2 separate regions of the Homo sapiens genome follow, and region 2 is linked to region 1. Evidence: read pairs that join two places in POLR2A ChIA-PET (ENCODE). Cell type or tissue: MCF 10A. All regions are shown on one strand. Links, peaks and the distances in the headings refer to the core of each region. The heading gives the core; the rest is flanking DNA.

What was found. ChIA-PET counts read pairs that join two places held together with the same protein. Peaks named below come from ENCODE experiments on the same cell type or tissue, not always from the same donor. Only the 100,000 strongest peaks of a DNase experiment are listed, where the experiment ranks them.
Region 2: POLR2A ChIA-PET joins it to region 1 with 14 read pairs; 4 of 35 experiments call an interaction of 5 or more read pairs at or near these places.

What each region holds. Positions count from the first base shown.
Region 1 is chr20:45,512,623-45,524,759 of GRCh38, reverse strand. SPINT3 (serine peptidase inhibitor, Kunitz type 3) reads left to right here and starts at 9,138. Exons shown (of 2, transcript NM_006652.2): 1 at 9,138-9,227; 2 at 11,916-12,137. The coding sequence starts at 9,152. The coding sequence ends at 12,109. All of the region lies in intron 1 of LOC107987282 (a long non-coding RNA gene), which reads right to left. In MCF 10A, for the core only: no CTCF peak of the experiment used is centred there; a DNase peak (open chromatin) is centred at 6,269.
Region 2 is chr20:45,773,257-45,785,393 of GRCh38, reverse strand. WFDC3 (WAP four-disulfide core domain 3) reads left to right here. Exons shown (of 7, transcript NM_080614.2): 5 at 8,185-8,319; 6 at 9,792-9,977; 7 at 10,950-11,181. The coding sequence ends at 10,966. It also overlaps the pseudogene RNU6ATAC38P. Among named protein-coding and RNA genes, the nearest start is that of WFDC3, 13 kb to the left of the region's middle. RefSeq lists enhancers at 1,382-1,551, 4,954-5,454, 7,150-7,444, 9,648-9,817 and a silencer at 3,810-4,104. In MCF 10A, for the core only: no CTCF peak of the experiment used is centred there; a DNase peak (open chromatin) is centred at 6,203.

The sequences.
Region 1 (12,137 bases), core at 1,350-9,349:
ACACCCCTCTCAGGATCCAATTCCTTGCCAACACCTGCCTCTTGTCAGACCAGCTGCACTCCACAGCTGAATCATGGGGAAGGGAGAACTGAGCCCACCTAATTGTCATCGAGACCTGGGTTTTGTGTTTGGAGGGAAATTTCTACCCCCATTCAGTGAGCTTTACATTTCAAAATCAACAAGTACTGCTACCTGGGCTGTCCTAAGATATCTCAGATGTCATATAACAACAGCAGATGCTGAAGAAAATGGGCATGCATTTCAGTACTTGTTTAATACATTGTCTATCATTGATAAGCCACGGATTTCTTTTTTTAGCCAAATCACCTGAGGCAGTAGCTCACTAGTACCAGTACACCAAGAATTCAGATTCTAGAGCCTTCCCAAAAAACTAAACTTTATAAATAAATTAAGCTCCCAAGGTAAGTCTTTTTTGTAAATTCTATATAATGTTCCTTTTTAAAAAAATTTTACTGTGTATATTTAAAGTATACAACATGATTTTATAAGATCCAAGGTAATTCTGATGCCGTGTGAGTTTGGGAACTACTGGTCTAATACTCCTGATTTAATATCACATTCCTGAAAAGTATTATTAAATGTAGGTCACAAAACTTCTGATTCATCATAATTTTGCACATTCTTGCTTCCTTCTGCTATTAACTTTTATTCTAAAGACCCATCCTTCTTAATTTGCTATTTCTGCTAAGTATTGTCCAGTAGAGAGTGCATCATTCATGATTCATCATTTCTGTCCTTTTGCACAATTTTCTCTCCCTGCTACTGATTTCCTCTTTACTGCCTACTTTAGCATATTAATTCATCAAGCAAAATGAGCACATCTTCGGTGTTCTTTCAATTCAGCAGTAAAGTAAAAGGAGGACATGGAGAGGCCAAAAGTATGTTTAACTCCAATGTACTTTACTTTTCATGTCTAAGGAGTCTCCTCTTTTTCCCACAACTCCCTCCCCAGAGCTAATTCACTGAGAAACCTTGTCAAGTCAAGCTTCTCTCCCTCTTACTGTCAGCAAAGCTGACACTGAGCTCCTTACTGCCCCCAAAGCACTCACATGTGCTGGTCCACATGTGTGGATTCCCTTCACCTCAAATCTTCATCGCAGATCTTGTACTTAACTCTGTCATAGCTTTTATCATAATCTGTAGGTATGTATTTAATTGTGACATTATTCAATGTTTCTCTCCCCTCTAGACATTAGGCTCTACGAGGAAAAAGCGTTGTGCCTTTTTCTTACTAGTGCCTGACACAGGAGAGGTCTTCAATGGATATTTGTTGAATGAATGGAAATGCATCGTATAATAAAACACCCCTTAATGTGAAGGACCAAGGGGAGGGGCTGGTTACTGGAACAGAGATCTATATGGAAGGGGTATCCTGAAAGGAGCAAATTGAGGCATCCATGCAGACTGTGGAGACACAACCAGAGGAAGATGGGGAATAAATACCCAAACCTTAGTCCCAGTCTTTCCTCTAATCTCCCTCTGTGCCCCATGGGCTGGTTCCAAGGAGAAGCCAGAAAGCAAGATAACCGTTGATACAACCCATACATTTGGTTTTCTGAGGTATAAAGCAGGGCACAGAAGAGGGGGTAAGTAGGTTCAAAAGGGGAAAGAAAGAAATTCAAATCCATCCCTCAACATTCACTCTTGGGTTCTGTCCGCATGAAAAGTCCATGTCCCATTACGGGGTTGCATGAGTCCTCCTGGTCACCAAATCATTGTGGGTGTCAGTTGGTCACATACCCAAAAGCTAAAATGCTAGCCATCACCAATGTTCCTCATATTCAATTGTGGAAGAAGGGAGGAAAGAGACAACTAACATAAAACAGCGACTACAGACCCCCTCTGTGTGGCTGGTCATGAAGTTCAAGGTGATAACCATAGCTGCCTTCTCCTGGCATCCTTTCTATGTTTCCATTACCTTCTGCCAGTCAGATGGAGTGCTTCACCTGACGAGGTGATCCAAACTTTCATTCCTGTGCAGTCTGAGCCCTTCACAATCTTTCCTTTATGGGGTTCCCACAGTTTTTCATTGATCAAGACTATTGTACAAAGGAGTTCTAAGAGGTGCCAATGAATCCCTTGGGTTCTAGGTTGTGATGGTTAATCTTATGCATCAACTTGACTGGGCCCCAAAATATCCAGATTAAACATCATGTCTGGGTTTGTCTGTGAGGGTGTTTCCGGATGAGATGAGCATTTGAATTGGTGGACTCAGTAAAGTAGACGGCCCTCCTGAAAGTGGATGGGCATCATCCAATCCACTGAGACCTGAATAAAGCAAAAGATGGAAGAAAGAAAAATTTGTCCCGTCTTTCTGCCTCATTTCTTGAACTGGGACATCTCATGTCATCTTCTCCTGCCCTTGAACAAAGATTCACACCCTTGTCTCAGGTCTTCAGACTCAGACTAAATTACACCACCAACTTCCAACTTTCCTGGGTCTCCAGTTTGCAGATGACAGATCATGGGACTTTTTGACCTCCAGCCTACATAATTGCATGAGCCAATTACACACACACACACACACACACACACACACACACACACACACACACATAATCTTATATTGGCTCTGTTTCTCAGGAGAACTAGTATATAGACAAGCTTCCTTACCTCCACTGTATAGCAGCAACCCAATTTCCCCTTGGTTATCAGGATTAACCACCCATCTTGTGCAGTGACACCCTCCCCTTTCTCTCTTTTGATTAAGTGGTATGAAGAGCCAAAAATATCCAAGGGGCAGTGTTTGCTCTTAATTCTGCAAAATCCCAACAGTATTTTCCTGTGGAAGCATTCCTCCCTTGAGCACTAAGACCACCAATCCCACTAAGCCCAGGATTGGGAGGATGAGAGGCAAACATTCCTCTAGTGGGTTATTATTAGATGTGAAAGTCAGAGGAGAATCACTCTTAATCCTGGGCTAAAATTAGAATCATTTGGGGAGCTTTTAAAAAATATTGATGGGCAGTGTGTGGGCATGGGAAAGGGGGTGGGGAGGGAGGGAAAGAGGAAGGTAAGACAACAGATAAGGACCACTTCCATCAGGGACAGGTCAGTGTTTTGTTCTTACTAGAATAGATACTTACTCTGAACACTAATCTGCCCTCCCTGCATGGAACGCTTCTGCCAGAACTACCATCTGTAGACTTATGGAACGCCTTATCCACTGTCATAGTATTTCACACAGTGTTGTTTCTTATCAAGGAACTGATGTCACAGTAAAAAAAAAAAATTACAGCAATAGGCCCGTGCTCATGGAATTCACTGATCTTATTGTATTTCCCAGCATCCTGAAGCAGCTGGTTTGATAGTACCTTGCAGGACGGGGGGCAAGGTTTTCCTGCAGGCTGTAGATGCTCTGAATCAGCCTCCAATATATGGTACCCTTTCTCCCATAGTCAGGATTCATGTGCCCAGGAATAAAAGAGTGGAAATGGGAGTAGGCATTCCTCACTATTATCCCTGGTGACCCACTAGCAAAATTTTTGCTTCCTATTCCCATGATCTTATTCTATGCTTCCCTAGAAGTCTCAGTTCCAAAAGGAGGCCTGCTTTCACAAAGAGAACCAACAATGATTCCACTGAACTGAAAGTTAAGACTGTCATCTGGCCACTTTGGGCTCCTCCTGCCTCTGAATTAATAGGCAAAGAAAGGCATTACTATGTTGGCTGGGGTTATTGATCCAGACTACCAAGGGGGAAATTGAAGTACTGCACAATACAGGTAAAGGAAGAGTGTGTCCGGAATACGGAAGATTCCTTGGGGCAACTCTTAATATTACCATGCCCTTTGATTAAGGCCAATGGAAAACTACAACCCAACCCAGGCAGGACCATTAGCAAATGGCCCAAACCCTTCAAGAATGAAAGTTTGGGTCACTTGCCCAGGTAAAGAACAATGACCAGATGAGGTGCTTGCTGAAGGCAAAGGCAATACAGAATGGGTAGTGGGGAAAAGTAGTTATAAATACCAGCTATGACCACGTGACCATTACAGAAACAAAAACTGTAATTGTCATGAGTAGTCCTCCTTATTTTGTTATGAATATGGGTGTGTATTAAGCAAATATCTTTGTTTTCTTCCCTTTCCTATTTCCTTATTATGCAACATAAGATGTATTGACTTTATTTCATAGTACTTAAGTATTGTTCATTTTACATCATAGAATTTTAAGCTATGAGATATCAAGAGGAGTAAACGTCACTCAAAAACTATGTTCTCTTTGGGAAAGGGGTTGGTGTATTTCCATTGTCTGCAGGATAATTGTATCATGTTAGGTGGGATTATAACCTTGTAATAGTCTTTATTTTAAGATTAAGTATAGTCTAAGGAGATATGTATGGGTGCCAGGTTGACAAGTAATGGACTTGAGATGGCTAATTTTATGTATCATCTTGACTGGGCCATGGGGTGCCCAGATATTTGGTTAAACATTATCTCTGGGTTTGTCTGTAAGGATGTTTCTGGATGACATTGACATTTGAATTGGTAGACTGAGTAAAGCAGATTGCTCTCCCCAGTGTGGATGGGCCTTGACCAGTCTGTTGCAGGCCTGAATGAAATAAAAGTCTGAGTAAGAAATATATATTTTTTCTGCCTACCTGGCTTCAAGCTGAAACACTGGTTGTCTCCACACTCAGACTTGAACTGGAACTTATGCCATTGGCTCTCCTGGTTCTCAGGTCCTCAGACTCAGACTAGAGCTTGCATCATTGGCTCTCCCAGTTCTTAATCCCATGGACTTGTACTGGTGCTGTGCCATTGGTTTTCCTGGGTCTCCACCTTTCTGACTGCAGATCTTAGACTTATCATCCTCCACAATCATGTGAGCCAATTCCTTATAGTAAAAAGAATTTATATATATGTGTGTGTGTATATATATATATATCCCATTTTCAAAATGTTACCATTAGGGGAAACTAGGGAAACATTTCAAAATGTTAACATTAGGGGAAACCATATTATTTCTTACACCTGTACGTGAATTTATAATTATCTCAATAAAAATTTGAATTAAAGAAAATATAGGCAAAATAAAGACTTTCCCATATAAACAAAAACTGAGAGGAGGTGATGCTTCTCGTGGACTAGACTTTTTCCTTAAGACTGAAAGGATATGAGCCCAGATGGTAATTTGGATCCACAGGAAGGAATGAAAAACACCAGAAATGGTAAGTATGTAAATATAAAAGTGTGTATATGTGTATATAAGGGCATGTGTGTGTATGTGTGTGTGTGTGTATGTGGTCTTCTCTTGATTATAACAATGCTATAATAGACATAAATGTAATATATATGACAACAAAAGCACAAAGGAGGGGCAGGAAATAGAGCTATACTGGTGCAACGTTACTATATTTTACCAGAATTAAATGAATTGCCTGACATATGGTGCTCATAAGATGTTAGTCCCCTTCTTCCTTCTACAAAAGAGAAAGGTCATTTGGAGGTTAGAACCTGAAGGGTGAAACTTTATTCTTTCAAAATCCCACCCTTATTTACTTCCTCCTTCCTTAAACCAGCCAAATTAATGGGTCTCAATCAAAAGTAAGTTAATTGGGGCTGGGCTCGGTGGCGCTAGCCTGTAATCCCAGCACTTTGGGAGGCCGAGCTGGGTGGATCACTTGAGGTCAGGAGTTCGGGATCAGCCTGGCCAACACGGTGAAAGCCCGTCTCTACTAAAAATACAAAAATTAGCCAGGCGTGGTGGCACACGTCTGTAATCCCAGCTACTCGGGAGGCTGAGGCGGGGGAATCTCTTGAACCCAGGAGGTGGAGGCTGCAGTGAGCCAAGATCACGCCACTGAACTCCAGACTTCCAGACTGGGTGACAGAGCAAGACTCCATCTCAAAAAAAAAAAAAAAAAAAAAAAGTAGTAAGTGAATTGGAAGCGGAGCAGGGTTGAAATATTACCTATGGTGTACAGTATTCACTCTTCAGGCCCAGGCTTCACCACTGTGCAATATGTCCATGTAACAAACCTGCACATGTAGCTCCTGAATTTATTAAAGTTTTTAAAAAAATAATGTAATGATTTTTCACATACATGCACACACATATGGTTGACATAGGGTTAGTAAGATTCCTGCAATGAATATAAGTGCTAGATAACTAGCTAGGGCTGCCTTCTAGCTGCTCTAACGTGTTTTTAATAAATCTTACACTTGCCCTCCCCTTTCTGGAATTACAATAACACTGCCACCCAGATCTCCTGAGAAAGAGCCAATTCACTGAGTCATGACCAAAGATCCCCAGGGCAACCTGAGTACAGAATGAGCTTTTCAAGGGCCAGGTCCTGTTGCACCTTCCCACAAGGCCTGTTTGGCCAAACGAGTACAGACACACCTCATCAGGCACTGCCCCTCACTGCACTGGATCCTTATCATGCTGTTAATGTTGGAAATATTATTATAATTTTTTAAAAAAGTGTTTGTATCTATTGCTCTTCTGCAGGGTTTCCTAACCTTGGCAAGATTAACATTTGATGCCAAATGTGAGGGCTGTCCTGAGCAGTATAGGGTGTTTAGCAATATCTCTGCCTCAACACACTAGAAGCCAGTAGATGCCCCCAATCAAAAATGTCTCTAGACATTGCCGAGTGTCCTTGGGGGCAGTATCACTCCCTCCCCTGCTTTCCTGAATAGTACGTTTAAAGGCAGCTTCTCACTTCCTGATCCATTGCCCCAGAGGAGGCAACACTGCAGGAAGCTCTCAGCCAAGGATCATCAATAGGCGCCCCCGCCTTTCCTCTGCCTGCACAACAAGTGACAGTCTATTTATTTCTTCCTTCTATCATTATTTTGTTTTCTGATGAACAGATTTGATCACCCAAGAGGGCTAAGAAAGGCGATATCAAGGATAATGCTGGTGGACCCCTCAAAGTGCAAAAGAAGTTATACCAAAGAGATGTTGCAATGTAGGCTTCAGAAGTGCCTTCAAGGAAATAAATGTGGGGTAAACAGCAAAGATCAATAGATAATGAGAGGATCGACCAACAATTGTATAAGCTATAGTTAGAGAAAGCAATGGCCAAGGAATGAGTATCATGGTTCTAGGGAATTTAAAGAAAAGGAAGAGCTATAACTAATGTGCAAAGATGGGGAAAACATTTCTGTAGCAACTAAGTATGCTGCTGATCCAGTTAGCACCCCCATTTTCAAAAAGGCATCATTGCCACACACACACACGCATCCCTTGCAAAAGACATATACCTGTGTGTGCATTCACAATGTGTGAGGCATTTGAATATTTATTGAACACTTGCACCAATTCTGGGAAGTATGCTAAAGCAACATAATTAACCCCAATTTATAGATGAGAAAACTGAGGCTGGAAGACGTTAAATGACTTGCCCAGGTCAAGAGTAGCTGGACTTAAATCAACCCAAGTGTCCGTCACTGGATGGATAAAGAAAATGTGGTATGTATACACAATGGAATACTACTCAGCCTTTAAAAAGAAGGAAATCCTACCATTTGTGACAACGTGGATGAACCTGCAGGTTACGTGAAATAAGCCAGGGACAGAAAGACAAATACCAGGTGATCTCACTTACATGTGGAATCTAAAAAAGTTGAAGTCACAGAAGCAGAGAGTAGAATGGTGGATACCCGGGGCTGGGGGTGGGAAGTATTGGGAAGGTGCTGGTCAAAGGGTACAAAATTTCAGTTAGACAGACGGAATAAGTTGTAAAGACCTATTGCACAGCATGGTGACCGTAGTTAATAACATATTGTACACTTGAAAATTGCTAAGAGAGAAAATTTCTCTCTCTCTCTATATATATATACACACATATATTTCAAAACATCATATTGTACCTCATAAATATATAATGTTTCTCAACTTATGATGAGATTATAGCCTAATAAACCTAGCCTAAGTTGAAGATATCAGAAGTTGAAATGCATTTAATACACCTAACCTACCAAACATCATAGCTTAGCCTTACCTACCTTAAACTTGCTCAGAACACTTATACTAGTCTACAGTTGGGCAAAATCATCTAACACAAAGCCCCTTTTATAATGAAGTGTTGAATATCTAATGTAATTTATTGAATACTGTTCTAAAAGTGAACACAGAATGGTTGTATGGGTATTCCAAGTACTGTTTTTACTGACTGTGCATTGTGTTTGCACCATCATAAAGTCAAACACTGTAAGTCAAACCATTGTAAATTGGGGACTGCCTTTATACAATTTTTATTTCTCAATTAAAAATAAATAATAATAAATATATGATAGAATGCTTCTTGAAAAAGAATAGCTGGACCCATCACAACCTCAAATTTTAAATCTGAGGCTCACTAAATCTCCCTAAAGCATGCTGGCTTTGTCTTTCAAAAAAAATGGATCTCTAGAGAGTCAAGGAAAGGAGACAGTTGGAATGTGCTGGATTCTGGGGGTGTGTCTCTAGAGACCATGACCCTCTGAAGCAAACAAAGCTGGGCCCTCCTTCTACATGGTGCTTTTGATATTTCTATTAAAATATAATGAATCTGCTCCTCCTCCAAGTAGGTGACTGTTTCTGACTTCCAATGTGTTTGTGTGTGTTGTTGCCATAATTTCCTGGGAGCACCCAGATGGGATGGAGGCAGCATCTAATACTTTGCCTGGTGCAGTGTGGGTACTTGATGAATGTTTGTTGAATGAATGAGTGATACGAGGGCACTGAAGCAGACAGACCGGGGTCTCAGTCTTGTCTCTGAAACTTGCTGTCCATGTAACAATGGTCAAAGTAGCATAACCTCCTCTCATCTACAAAATGGGAGTGTTAGTGTTGTGGGATTCCCGTGTAGACTTAAGGGAAGCAATGTGTGAAAACTATTTTGCATGGTGCCTGGAAAAGGAAAGGTACTCAAAAATGGCTGCTGTCTTTTTATTATTGTGAAAAAGGCTTCCACCCTGAAGTGGTACTAAAGTAGCCTGGGTGGCCAGATCAGATAAGGCCAGGAGGAGAGAGGTGAAGCTGTGCTTTGGCTGAACACTCTGTTCCTGAGGCAGCCCAGCCCCATGAAAAGCCTGAGTTAAAGGTGAATGAGCTGGATGTGGGGCCAGGCTCCTCCCCTTGGTCCCTTTTCTCCCTAAAATGGCAACCCCAGGCTGAGCCACTGGCTGAGTGGCACCATGCAGCTTCAGGCCTCTCTCTCGTTTCTCCTGATTCTCACTCTCTGCCTAGAGCTTCGATCAGAACTAGCACGAGGTTGGTATGAAATGTGGGATCTCAAAGAATAGACTGGGAATCAGGCTGGGGGGCGGGGTGGTGGGGGAGGTGATGCAGCACAAACAGAGCCCATTTCTTACCTTACCGGATTGAGAGTCAATTCAGTTCAATTCACTTCATCAGACATATGTTGGGCACATAGTTATGTGCCAGGCACTGTCCTAGGTGCTGAGGTTAAAGCAAAGAGCCTGAGACCCTGCCTTTGTGAAATTAAGATGCTAATGGGAGAGAGACATACAATACCTAATACAAATGATAGATGATCAAAGTGCTATAGAAAATGAAATAAGTAAAGCAGGAAAAGGGGCCTTCAATGTCTGGGGTGGGGCTGGTGGCAGGCAAGGAGAGGTTGGGAAAAGGAGATCAGAGCCAGAATTTGAGAGTGAGGGACTTAGCCAAGTTAGATGCACTTGTCAGAAAAGGCTCCTTCCTGGACCACTTTCTCTGTGGAAGCTTGGAATCTGCAAATGGAAGTGGGGAGATGAAGTGCAGTTATAGCTAAGATAATCTGCTGGAAATGGGGATGGTAGGCAGCAGTTTCCAAGATTTTTAAGCAGCCAGTAGGATGCCCTGTATAAAAATGCATATTAGAATACACAAAAGGGTAAGAAAGAAGGTGAAAAATTATCAAAATCTTACCCTCTGGAGATTATCACTGTCAATGTGCCAGTGAACATTCTTGCATGTGCAAGCATAGTTCTCTGCATGTATGTACATGGAGCTATTAATGATAGATTCTTAGACATAAATGGAACTCTAAACCTCCCAATAACCTTATAGATGAGTGGTTCTCGAGTTTGTCCCCTAGTCTGACAGCAATAGCAGCAGCAGTATCAACTGGAAACATGCTAGTTCCCAGTCCCACCTGATCAGAAACTGTGGAGGTGGGTCTCTCTAACAAGCCTTCTAGATGATTCTGACGCATACTCAAGTTTGAAAATGTCTGCCATAAGTAAGAAGAATGTAGTGGTTTACAGTATGAGCATTCCTGGAGTCAGACACACCTGGGTTCTGGTCCAGGCTCCTCTACTTACAAACTCTGTGCCTCAGGAACATCATTTATAGCCTCTCTGAGCATCAGTTTCTTCTTCTATAAAAAAAGATTAACCATCTTTTCTGCTTTATTAATCAAATAGTCTGATGTATGTCAAGCTCTCAGTATAACTTAGCTCTTAATAGATTCTTGTAAAGCACTTAGAACAGCTTCTGTCACACTCAAAACACACACACAGGGTGTCATTATCTACTTTACATAAAAAAGAAGCAAGTCAAGTGATTTTCCTTTGGTTTAATGGAATGGAAGAGCAGAGAAGCAAGACTGAGAAAACTAAGAGCAGATGGGACTCCAGCCCCTACAGAGTCACCTGTAAGGGTCTAAGGGCCGATGATGCAGTGACTAGGATGTCTTAAGAACATGCCCCTCCACCTCCCACCTGGATTGAATAAGCTATTCTGCCTCTTCCCCATTCTCCTGCACCCTTAGCGTCAGCCTTGCAGGTAGGAGGATAAGACAGAGTCTGAACCTTTCCAAGCCCTAGGCTGCTGCCTGAAGTTCCACCATAGGTGTGATCATTCATCTGTGCATTCACTCATTTTACAACAACCAAGATGGATGGAGAACCTGCAAGCCTTTGCAGTCGAACCATGCTGGGTTTGATTCTTGGTCCTACTGCTTCCTAGCCTGACATTAGGACAGGTACTTCATTTATCTGGCCTTAGTTTCTTCACATAATGTTGGAAATTCTACTAGCTACCATGAAGAGTAAAACTGCCCACATGGTGACAGAAACATAAAAGGAGGGTACAAAGAAACTTTTAATCCTGCCCCAGAGGGGCTCAGTGGGGTGGTGGTGGTGGTTTTCTATTAACAAATATTTGCTAAGAACTGAGAACTAGGCCTGTGTTAGGCACTAAGGCTGCAGAAATGAGTACAATGAGGTCCCTCTTCTCAAGAGTCTTATTGGTTAAGAAATAGAATGATTAAGAGCAGCTACTATTTATTGATTTATTTTCTATTTATCAATGCTTTTCACTGGTAATCTCTAACCCTGCAATAAACCAAAAATGTGGATATTACACCTGCATTTTTGCAATGAAGGAAATTGAATGTCAAGGAGATAAGTCATTTGTCCAAGATCACATAGCTAGAAGATAATTGAGACAAGTTTGAACCCTCTCAGATTCAATCTTGCTCTCAGATTCAAAGTCTGTCCTCCTTCTCTCATAGGATATTGATTCTAGAATTGATTATGAGACAGGAGGTAGAAACCTGAGGATCTTTATTATCAAATCCTATAAAAGTAGATCTGGAAGGGAACTCAGAGATGATGTGGTTCAACTCCTTGATTTTACAAATGAAGAAATGGAGACATGAAGAAGTTAGGTTTATACAACATCACACAGTAGCAAGTGGCTGCGCGAGGATCTCAATCCACTTGAGTTATATTCTCAAGCCTATGATTATCACCACATCAGGCTACTCTCAGAAGTGAAAATGTCAACTTCTGTGTAGACAGATCAGACCATAGCTGGGTAGAAAGAGGTACAGAGCACAGCCATTGTGGATGGCCTCACAATTGTGCCCAGGGCTGTCACAGCCCCTGGCATATGAGGCAAACAAGGAGAAGGTGATGGGTTTGGTCTCCTTCAACCACTTTCTCTCTTCAGACACTATCAAGGATCTCCTCCCAAATGTATGCGCTTTTCCTATGGAAAAGGGCCCTTGTCAAACCTACATGACGCGATGGTTTTTCAACTTTGAAACTGGTGAATGTGAGTTATTTGCTTACGGAGGCTGCGGAGGCAACAGCAACAACTTTTTGAGGAAAGAAAAATGTGAGAAATTCTGCAAGTTCACCTGATTTTCTAACAAGAACACAGCCCTCCATG
Region 2 (12,137 bases), core at 2,023-10,022, 260 kb before region 1:
CATTCAAGTCATTCTTGTGCGTCAGCCTCCTGAGTAGCTGGGATTGCAGGCGTGTGCCACCATGCTCAGCTAATTTTTGTATTTTTAGAAGAGATGGGGTTTTGCCATGTTGGTCAGGCTGATCTCGAACTCCTGACCTCAGGTGATCTGCCCACCTTGGCTCCCAAAATGCTGGGATTACAGGCATGAGCCACTGTGCCTGGCCTATGTTGAATCCTATGCCTTCCCTGTTGATCAAGTGTATTTTGCATATTTCAGGGTGTTTTATAGTGTTAAAATATTTCTCCATAAATTTATGCCTAGGTATTTTATTTTCTTCTCTGCTGTTTTGAATATTTCTCATTATGTTTTCTAAAGGAACTGGAATCATTCTCTTATCTGAGTGCATGTGGTGGATGTTAGAGTGGAAAATCCTAGGTTTGGGTTGTCGGAGTCCTGGGTTCAAGCCTGAGGTTTGCCAGTTACTGGCCAGCAGGTCCCTGGGCAAGTAATTTTGAGCCTTAGTTCCCTTCTCTGTAAGGTGGGAAGAATAAACCTCGAAGGCTTGTTGTAATTATTCAAATTATGTAAAGTGTTTTGCCCTCAGTATATATTAACTTCCTTCCTCTTGCCTCCTAAGTGGCCTGGGTCAGAAGTACAATTTCTTTTTTTTGAGACTGAGTTTCGCTATTGTTGCCCAGGCTGGAGTGCAGTGGTGCAGTCTCGGCTCACTGCAATCTCCACCTCCCAGGTTCAAGCGATTCTCCTGCCTCAGCCTCCCAAGTAGCTGGGATTATAGGCATGTGCCACTATGCTCAGCTAATTTTTTGTATTTAGTAGAGACGGCTTTTCAGCATGTTGGTCAGGCTGGTCTCAAACTCCTGACTTCAGGTGATCCACCGGCCTTGGCCTCCCAAAGTGCTGGGATTACAGGTGTGAGCCACCATGCCCAGCAGGAGTACAATTTCTCACCAGCCCCTTTATTCAAAACCAGGATGGTTTTCTTCTTCCCTGATCACTTCCTCTCAGAACCTGAAGCCCTGTAACATGTGACAACCTTTTTCCTTCCAGTCAAACCTCTCCAGGTAGGAGGCCCCTTGCTGGTACCCATTGGGTCTGTCTGTGCCCGGCTTAGGCAGCTATCTTGGGCAGCCTGCCCATTAGAGAGAATGGAAGGTTGTTCTCCTTGCCAGGACTCTTGAGGCCCAGCTCTGGAACCAGCCTGGGAATCTGTCTCAGGCAGGTCACTGACTGCTGGCATGTAGGGCTTGGTACAATCTTCCCAGTGTTTGAAGCTGAGGGCTGAATTGTAGGGGCTAAGGGCGAGGCTGGCACCCAGGCACAGTACCTTTGTGAGCTGCTCTGGCCCCTGGCCAGCCCAGATAGGGCTTCCTTTTCCACTGGAGCTTGGCAGGCAGGCTAGAATAGTGATCTCCCGCAGATGTCCCAGAGCCTGCTGGGCTGAGCGGGGTTCCTAGCCTGGTGGGAGGTGATACTGGCTACTGCATTGGTAGTTAACTACTTTTGTATAGCTCCAGCCCTAGGGGAGGGCTAGGCTACTCACCCAACAGGACTGGTTGCTATACCCAACTCTACAGGAAGCTCTCCTTCCAGGGCTATGAAAAATTTCGCTTTCCTTAAGCTCTGACATTGCCAGAGGTTTACCATAGCCAGCGCTGGTCTGTTTGGCAAAGTGGAGGTTCAGTCAGGTTGCCTGAGGGCAAGGGCAGACATTGGGTCCTGCTCTCATGACACTGTTCTAGTCTGAACATGGGTCTGAATCCTGGCTCTTCTGCTTGCTTGCTGTGTGGCCTTGGGCAAGTCCCTTCATTTCTCTGAATCTCACTTTTATTATCTGTAAAATGGGGATAAGGATGTTTAGCTCCCAGAGTGATAATGCAGTTGAGAAGAAATGCATTTTATTTATTTATTTATCTGGGACAAGGTCTCACTCTATCACCCAGGCTGGAGTGCAGTGGTGTGATCTCAGCCCACTGCAGCCTCAACCTCCTGGGCTCAGGTGATCCTTCTGCCTTAGTTCCCTGAGAAACTGGGACTACAGGCACAAACCACTGTGTCCGGCCAGAAATGCATTTAAAAAAGTCTGCAGTAAACCTGCCAGATAATGCTCAAGAGAGCTCATATGGTCATGCCAAGTACCTCTGTGTTCTGGTCCGCCCCTTCTCTGCCTCCCCACCTATCTGATGCCTGACCTATCCGTTTACTCACCCACTTATTCATGTATTCACTGTATATTGAGTGTGGCTACCCTACCTGGCATGTGGGTCTGCAGTGGTGAGGAAGGCAGCCGTGGTCCTTGCCACCCTGGGGCTTGCTCATATAGTGTGACAGACAGGAAATAATCAAGAAAACAAATACATAATAACCCCAAGATGATGATGAGTCATGAGTGCTTTGAAGGTAAAGGAAGAAGAGAGAAGGAGGCTGCTTTCATTTGAGGTTGGAGAGGTAGGCAGGGCCCAGACTTTCGGGGGTCTTCAGGGCTTCTCTCTTAGGCTTTATTCTAAGTGCAATAGGAAGCCTTTGAGGGGGTTTAAAAGCAGGAGAGGCCTTGTCCAGTTTTCATTTTAAAAAGACCACTCTGCCAGTATATGAAGAATGGATGGGGGCAAGTGTAGAAGATGGAAGACCAGTTAGGAGGCTATTGTGGCAGGCTGGGAGAGATGATCGGGGCTTAGACTGGGTTGGAGATACTGCAGACATAGAAAAATGGAAGGCGGCCGAACGCAGTGGCTGATGCCTGTAATCCCAGCACTTTGGGAGGCCAATGCGGGCAGATCACGAGGTCAGGAGTTTGAGACCAGCCTGGCCAACATGGTGAAACCCCATCTCTACTAAAAATACAAAAATTAGCCGGGCATGATGGTGGGCGTCTGTAATCCCAGCTACTCGGGAGGCTGAGGCAGGAGAATCGCTTGAACCTAGGAGGTGGAGGTTGCAGAGAGCCGAGATCGCACCACTGCACTCCAGCCTGGGCAACAAGAGCGAAACTCCATCTCAAAAAAAAGAAAAAAAAAATCCAAAACAAAAAAGCCCCCAAAAAACCAATAACAATGAAAAAGAAAAATGGAAGGCTTACATGTTTGTGAAGGTAGAATTAATGGGACTGGGTGAACAAGTAAGTGGCTGCAGGCATTGAGGGAGACGGGGTATCAAGAAGGGTGGTAGATATTCAGCTTGAGCAGTTGGGTGATGGTGGTGTTCTTTACTGAGACAGGGACAACCTGGGGGAAGAGGTTTTGGAGTGAAGATTCTGATTCTGGCCTGACAGTTGTCTTCTTGGGCCTCCTCATGGCTCACCTCCCCACTGTATGAAACCTGACCACTCCAGATCCCCTGTGACCCTCTGTTTTGCTTATTAACATATATGTATTATCTTTTACGTGGGCTGATGGCATGGCCTCCCTGGGTGTCTGGCTGACCCTTTTCTAAAACCTCACTGCAGGTTGTACAGAAAAGAGTTAACATAACAAGCCTGAGACCGCTCTTCTTAAAAAGGCTTGCTGGCAAGGCTGGGCCTTGGCTGGCTTCTGGGAACTTGGATTTTGTGGGTATTTGTACTACTCTAACTGATAAGAGTGGTTCACTGTGCCTAAACTGTTTGTGTAAACATTGTGGTTTAGGCTGAACATCTGCTTTCCTTCTGAGAGTCTGGAATCTTGGTACGTGCTAGGCAGAGGGTGCCTAAGTGACCAGCCCCCAGTAGAGAACTTTCACAGTGAGTGTCTAATGAGTTTCCCTGGTAGAAAACACTTCACACATGTCATAATTCCATGCTGGAAGAATTAAGTGCATCCTGTGACTCTACCGGGAGGACTCTTGAAAATCAGCACCTGATTTCCTCTGGACTTTTCCCTTTGATGATTTTTCTTTGTATCCTTTTGCTGTAATAAATCATAGCCATGGGTATGACTATACGCTGAGTCCTGCTAATGAATCACTGAACCTGGAAGTAAGTGGTCTTGAGGACTGCCTACACACTGGTGGATAACTTTTCCTAACCTCTAAAACTATCTACCACTGGATCTTCTCTTTTGGTGGAACTGGGCAGAGTGAGTCCCAGTGCTTCTTGGTTTTTGTGTGATCCTTGCTGCAGTGTAGGGGATCATGATGATGTGTGTGTGTGTGTGTCTATGTGTGTGTTTGAGATGGAGTCTCGCTCTGTCACCCAGGATGGAGTGCAGTGGTGTGATCTCGGCTCACTGCAACCTCTGCCTCCCAGGTTCAAGCAATTCTCCTGCCTCAGCCTCCCCAGTAGCTGGGATTACAGGCACCCATCACCACACCCGGCTTTTTTTTTTTTTTTTTGTATTTTTAGTAGAGACAGGGTTTCAACATGTTGGCCAGATTGGTTTTGAACTCCTGACCTCAAGTGTTTCACCCACCTTGGCCTCCCAAAGTGCTGGGATTACAGGCATGAGCCACTGAGCCAGGCCCATGATGTGGTTTAAAGGGCATGAGACCTTATATCAGAGCTGGGGATTTGTGACTCAGTTCTGCTACCATTGACCTCAGGCCAATCCCTCTCTCTAGTTGTCTGTCTCTCTATTTACAAGAGAAGGGGAGTAAGTTTGTTAGCTCAGAGGGCCCTTCTTGGGTTAAGAAGTGCTGAAATTTTACTTTTCCAACAACAACTGGCATCTTTCTCTCAGACATAGTGGCAGGTTGGAGCTGAGGCAGCAGGACAGACTGTGAGTGAGTATTTCCTGGGCTTCAGCTTCACTCCTTTTTTGGTGATAGCTTAGAGTCTTGGGATGGGTGCTGATAGAGGGTGGGGAACCGTCATCCCCATTCTGGCTACTGTTCCTATTTCTCTTCCTGATTCCTGGTAAGCTAATTGTGAGGTGATTAGGGAGCATGTCTTATGAGGAACTGACCTTACCTAGCATGGCAAAGCCAGGATCGTGAAAGACAGAGGATCCTGCCTGAAAGAATGGCATCCGCCAGGTTTTTGTAAGGTCTCTGGGGATAGGAAAAGGCCCAGCCAGATTTCAGGTCAGTATAAAGAGGTACAAAGGGCCAGGCATGGTAACTCATGCCTGTGACGTCAGCACTTTGGGAGGCTGAGGCGGGAGGATTGCTTGAGGCCAGAAGGTCAAAACAAGCCTAGTCAACATAGTGAGACCCTGTCTCTATAAAAAATAAAAATAATTAGCTGGGCCTGGTAGTGTGTGCCTATAGTTCAGCTACTCAGGAGGCTGAGGTTGGAGGATTGCTTGAGCCCAGGAGTTCAAGAGTTTGAGGCTGCAGTAAGCCACCATTGCGGCACTGCACCCCAGCCTGGGTGACAAAGCGAGACCCTGTCTCAAAAAAAAAAAAAAAAAAAAAAAGGTATAAAGGCTGTCTAGCTTAAGTAGGATAGCATAATCTGGCTTGGAGGTAGTGAGGCCCCATTAATTCCAGGTGTTAGAGCTGAGAGAAAGGGATCACGTGGCAGGGATTCATATAAGGCAGGGTGTCAGACTGGGTGGCATTGCTGGGCACTGGTCAAAAGCGAGGTGCTGTGACCCTCTGGGCCTCCAGGAAGCCTGGCCTGGAAAAGGGTAGAGGTAAGTGCTCCATGCCTGGTCTTGAGGACGAGGGCAGAGAGTAGCAGAGAGCTCCTGGCATTGGTCATCTCAAGGTCAAGCTCAGCAAAATGGTGAAATCTGGGACGTATGGCACTCCCAGTTTCTAGGGCACATGGCATAATTTTATGAGATGTTTATGTCACCGGGTTTTTCCACCAGGGAGATTTTTACTCCCAGCCTTCTCAGCTGTGAGATAGAAGGCTTTTGTTCCTTGTTAAATGGATTTCAGTGTTTGTCAAGCAGGTGGGGAGGTGCAGGGAGATGCATTTGGTGGTTACAGTGACCACATTTTCTGAGTCAAAAATCAGGACACATAGTTTTGATGTGATCTCACAGTAGCACAGGATATTTGAAATAGGGGCTGTTCAGGAAAATCTCAGGATACAGGGTTACTACGCCTGGGTTGTTTAGCTGCATGTATTCTCCTTGGATTCCAATACTTGCTTTTTCCATCATGGCAGACTTCCCAGAGCCAGCTGTATGCAATCATACTTACCTGTTCCTACTCAGAGGCACTGGGCCAGTCTTGCTTTGGTTTTCTGCGAAATCTTTAATTGCCTGTCACCTTTCTCTTTACTTAAGAAGCTTGAAATAAACACTAAGATGAATGAGTCATGGTGAATTGGTTTGGTTTGGATGTGGCCTTCTTTGGGTGTGCCTGCGCCTGGGGCCCTGGCCAGTTGCCTGCATGTTTTAAGGATAGTGTAGTAGAAAAAGTACTTTACCGCAAATCAAGAGGCTGAGTGTTGTCCTGCCTTGCTGCTGACTCACTCTGTAGTTCTGGGCAAGATTCTTCTCTGAGTTTATTTTCATAGGAAATGTGTTTGGCTGCACACAACAGAAAATTAATCATATAGGGGTTTGTTTTTCTCATATAACAAGAATTCCTGAGGCTGGGATGGTGGCTCCATGATGCTAACAAGGATGAAACTATTTCCCTCTTTCTCCTTTGCAATTCTTTTTTTTTTTTTACATTTACATTTTATTATTTATTTATTTTAAAAGACGATGGTTAGATGCCACAAAGTAGGTGGCAATGCTTGAACCATATGCATGTTGTCAGGCCCAAAGGCCTCTTCCATCCTTGTCGAGGGGAGTGCTAACCTTCTCTCCTTTCATACAACACCTCTTTGCAATTCTTGACCATTTCGTTATGCTGAGTTGCCTCCTCATTGAAAGAAGGCTACTCTGCCTCTCTGTGTAATGTCTATCTTTGGACTGGAAGAAGAAAGAAGTGAGGGAGCAGTTTGAAAGGGGTATTCCCTGTGTCAGGAATACAAAAGTTTCCCAGTTTATGTCCTAGTTTGTGGTCACCCCTTGTTGCAAGAGAGTATGGGGAAACAAATCATTTTAGCTGGACCTGTTGCCTCTCAGAATAAACTTGGTATCCAGTATCTATTGCTGCATAAGAAACCATCTCCAAACTTCATGACTTAAAGCAATATAGTTACTCTTTCTCACAGTTGTGTAGGTTGCCTGAGCTTGGCTGGGCAGTTCATATACCCACATGATGTAGCTGTGGTCATTCATTTAGCTGCATTCATCTGGGAGCTTAGCAGGGAGCTCAACTGGAGCCACAACGTCCAGGATGACCTCTCTTCTAGGTTCTGTCTCCATGGGGCATCTCATCATCCCATAGCGTAGTTCAAGCTGCTTTATAGCATGGCGGCTGGTTTCCAAGAGGAAGTATTCTGAGTGGACAAGCCCCAGTATGCTAGTGCTTATCAAGGCTCTGCTTACATTACATTTGCTAATGTCCCATTGGTCAAAGCAAGTCAGATGGTCAAACCCAGAGTAGGTATGGAAGGGGACTACAAAAGGGCCTGAATCCCAGGAGGTAAAGTTCACTGGAGGCCACCATTGTAAATGTCTGCCACAGGGAGAATTCAGGGAGAATGTTGGCCACAGTGGGTTAGACCTGAACAGTGTTTTTCAAACTGTGAGTCCTGAAAGCAATTTAGTAATTAGGAAAAATAAGAACTAGAATATAAAATATCAGGGTGGGCTGGGTGGGGGGGCTCACGCCTGTAATCCTGGCACTTTGGGAGGCTCAGGCGGGAGGATCACTTGAGCCAGGAGTTTGATATCAGCCTAGGGAACATAGTGAGACTCTGTCTCTACAAAATAAATAAATAAAATTACCCAGGCCTGGTGGCTTGTGCCTCTAGTCCCAGGTACTCAGGAGGCTGTGGTGGGAGGATCCCTTGAGCACAGGAGTTTCAGGCTGCAATGAGCTATGATTGTGCCACTGTACTTTAGCCTGGGTGATACAGTGAGACCCTGTCTCTACAAAATAAATAAATAAATAAGCCAGGCATGATGGCATGTGCCTGTAGTTCTAGCCACTCAGGAGGCTGAGGTGGGAGGATCCCTTGAATGCAGGAGTTTGAGGCTGCAGTGAGCTATGATTATGCCACTGCACTTTGGCCTGGGCAACACAGTGAGACCCTGTCTTAAAAAAAATCAGATGTATTGCAGATACATGATACACATAAATATTTACATTATATATGTATATAAATATATAACTATATATAAACATACACATGGGACACAATGAAAAATGTGTTTCATATTGTGAGCGTCTCTGGGCTCCAATGCTTTGATTATGTAGCAGAGTTTGGTGGTGAATGTCCCGCTGACCCCCTTCCGTGTGAGGAGCTGTGTGATGGGGATGCATCCTGTCCCCAGGGGCATAAATGCTGCAGCACCGGCTGTGGCCGCACCTGCCTCGGAGACATTGAGGGAGGTATGTTGGCTCTTTTGGGAAGAAATCCTTGAGTGTTTCCTGAGAAGAGTGCTTCTCTTTCCCTTCCTGGGAGGAGCTAGGATTCTCATCCTTCCTGTCCCTCTGGTCCCCCAACCCAAAGCAACCCATTCTTCTAGGGCCGAGGGGCCCTGTCGACATTAAAAGAACTGGGGGAAGGCACTGTGGGGCAGTAGGAACTACTTGGGCTGGAAGACAGACAGTGTGGCTTTTGGTCTTGATTCTGCTGAGGTTTTGCTTTGTGACCTTAGGTAAGCAAACCCGTCTTTTTGAGCCCAAATTTCTTTATCTGTAAAATGAAGGAGTTGCCCAAGATCCTGATTTTCAGATCTAATTTTTAACAAAAAGCTTCTCCCCTGCCCCAAATGAAATCTTAGTTGGAAACACACACACACATATATATATATATATATATATATATTTTTTTTTTTTTTCTTTTTTTTCTTTTTTTTTTTTTTTGAGACAGAGTCTTGGTCTGTACCCCAGGCTAGAGTGTAGTGGCGTGATCTTGGCTCACTGAAACCTCTGCCTCTGGGGTTTCTTCTGCCTCAGCCTCCTGAGTAGCTGGGATTACAGGCACACGCCACCATGCCCAGCTAATTTTTGTATTTTTAGTAGAGATGGGTTTTCATCATGTTGACCAGGCTGGTCTTGAACTCCTGACCTCGTGATCTGCCTGTCTCGGCCTCCCAAAGTGCTGGAATTACAGGCGTGAGCCACCACGCCCAGCTGGAAACACACACACACACACACACACACACACACACACACACACACAGAGATAAAAGCATTCCTGTTCCAATGCCTTTTTTTCTTCAACATTTTAAAAAAACAAATATTTTTGAGTGCCAGGCACTGTGGATCTCCATTAAAGAATCATTGACCCTTGTGCTATCTTAGTCCCTTTAGATTCCCAGGCAGTGCTCAAGGCTGAGGACAGACTCTTGTCCGTATGTAGCTTATAGCCCATCAGGCAAGATAGACATATTCCTTTTAAATAAGGGATTATGATAAAGTTTGATGAGAGGAAGCATACAGGGTGCTACAGGAGCACAAAGCAGGGACATCAAACCTTGTCTAGGGTGGCAGAGGAGGCCACCGTGAAGAAGTGACACTATGAATCCAGAGCATAGGGGGAGGGGGAGTGGTCTGGGAGGCTTGCCCCTGCCACACTTCACCCACCCCCACCCCAAACCTGCAGAGGTGTCAATCCCTGAGTTACCTCTTGGGAACTCCCTTTGGGGCACCATTTGAAAACTCTGGGCTCAGAGGTCTCTTGGGTTCCTAAAGATTCTGAGATCCTCCAGCGCCATGGTTTCCCAGCCAGTTTAGTTGGGTCTAGTGAGGGTCAGGGGTTGATTGACCTAGAGCCTCTGTGTGTAAGTTCACGATGGGAACATGGAGATGGCAGAGCTGATGCCCTGTCCCTTTTCCTGTGCCTGTTGTTCCCACAGGGCGGGGCGGTGATTGTCCAAAAGTTCTGGTGGGCCTGTGCATTGTTGGCTGTGTGATGGATGAGAATTGTCAAGCTGGAGAAAAATGTTGCAAGTCAGGCTGTGGCCGCTTCTGTGTCCCACCAGTCCTGCCCCCAAAACTGACCATGAACCCCAACTGGACTGTGAGGTCTGATTCCGAATTAGGTGAGTACAGTCCATTGTCATCAACAATAACAGACAACTGCTATGTGCAAAGCACTGGCTTAGGTGCTGGGAAGGGGACTTCAGAAGGTCAGGAAAAGTCTAGTTGGAGAGAAAGAACCTATGTCCCAGATGAAAACCCTCATACAAACAGTACAGGCTTACACCTGTTCTCAGGTGTGGCAAACCTGTGTCCCAGATGAGAACCCTCATATAAACAGTACAGGCTTACACCTGTTCCCAGGTGTGGCTCCCTGGGAAGGTCTCTGTGGGAGAGGTGGGATTTGATTGAGGTGCTTAAGGCTAGGCAGATGCGACAAAGGGAGGATAGCACAGGGACATGCCAGATAGGCAATCTGGTGATTGCTGGCAAAGGAACACAGGGTGGGAATGTGTGGGATATGTTTGGGAGGTGAGGAGTGGGGGCAGGGTGGGTAAAGGAACAGACGTATCTCCAGTTTTTTTTTTTTTTTTTTTGAGATGGAGTTTCACTCTTGTCACCCAGGCTGGAGTGCAATGGCACAATCTCGACTCACTGCAACCTCTGCCTCCTGGATTCAAGCAATTCTCCTGCCTCAGCCTCCCAAGGCTGGGATTTACAGGCGCCTGCCATCATACCTAGCTGATTTTTGTATTTTTAGTAGAGACAGTGTTTCACCATGTTGGCCAGGTCTGGTCTCGAGCTCCTGATCTCAGGTTATCCACCCACCTTGGCCTCCCAAAGTGCTGGGATTACAGGCATGAGCCACTGTGCCCGACCATAATTCCAGTTTTTTATAACAGGAGATACAAGGTTGACATCTGAATAATAAGAGCCTTCAGTGCCAGTTTGGATTGGATTGTCTGGGAAGCAAGGAGCTATTTAAGACTTTTGAGAGCAATATAGGCCAAGCTTTCCTAGGGTGGAGGGAAAACATTTCAGGTAGCTGAAGCCAGGAGGGCACAGCTGTGACTTGATGTTTCTTCTACTTGCAGAGATCCCGGTGCCCTAGCTGTGCTGATTTGTCTGGAGCTTCTTTGGTAATTCTGGAAGCTTTTCCTGGCAGTCAAGAGAGGGTGACATCCTGGGGCTTGTGACATTTCCAGGGGCACTCATGGCCCTCTCTGCTCTGCTTCTCCTCCTGCCGCTGACCAGAGCATGGGAAATAGCCCTGGATTGGGTAGTGGGTGTGTGGTGCTTCTCTTTCCCGATAAAGGCTGGTGCTGACCTCTTGTTTGTGCTATTTGAGGGCTCAGATGATATGGGAGAGCTAGAGGGTATGTGTGTGCCTGTGGGATTGTACGATTTACATATTTAGGACAGATGGGTAATCCATTCTTTGTGAGGACACTGAAAATGGGTTTTGGTTGGGTGTGGCTAGGGAAGAGATGGGTGGAAACTAAACTGAGAGTGACTTGCCATAGATGTCTTTCTCAAGCCCTGGTGGGGGTGGAGGTCAGTCTCTTTTAGACCTGCTGACCTTCTTTCTTTTATTGGAGAATGTGGGTTGAGGGTGGAAACTAAACTGAGAGTGACTTGCCATAGATGTCTTTCTCAAGCCCTGGTGGGGGTGGAGGTCAGTCTCTTTTAGACCTGCTGACCTTCTTTCTTTTATTGGAGAATGTGGGTTGAGGGTGGAACAAGGGTGAGTGGCTAGTTTTTTTTTTTTTTTGAGATGTAGTCTCACTCTGTTGCCCAGGCTGGAGTGCAGTGGCGCAATCTTGGCTCACTGCAACCTCTGCCTCTCAGGTTCAAGTGATTCTCCTGCCTCAGTCTCCCGAGTAGCTGGGACTACAGGCGCGCTACCATGCCTGACTAATTTTTGTATTTTTAGTAGAGACGGGGTTTCACCATGATGGCCAGGCTTATCTTGAACTCCTGACCTCAGGTGATCTGCCTGCCTTGGCCTCCCAAAGTGCTGGGATTACAGGCGTCAGCCACTGTGCCCAGCCGAGTGGCTAGTTTCTTATAGATGTTGGAATGTTCCCACCTTGGACCTCCTTCCTTGAGGGCCAGCCCTTGGCTCCAAGACAGGCAGTTTGTCCCCTCCAGGTAGCTTTATTTTAGGGAGGGGATATCCCTAGGTTCTTGGGACCAAGATAATTTTTTAAAGTTATGTTTTTTATTTATATGAAATGGATTATATTGTGTATCTTGGAGATCTTTCATGTCATCACGTATAT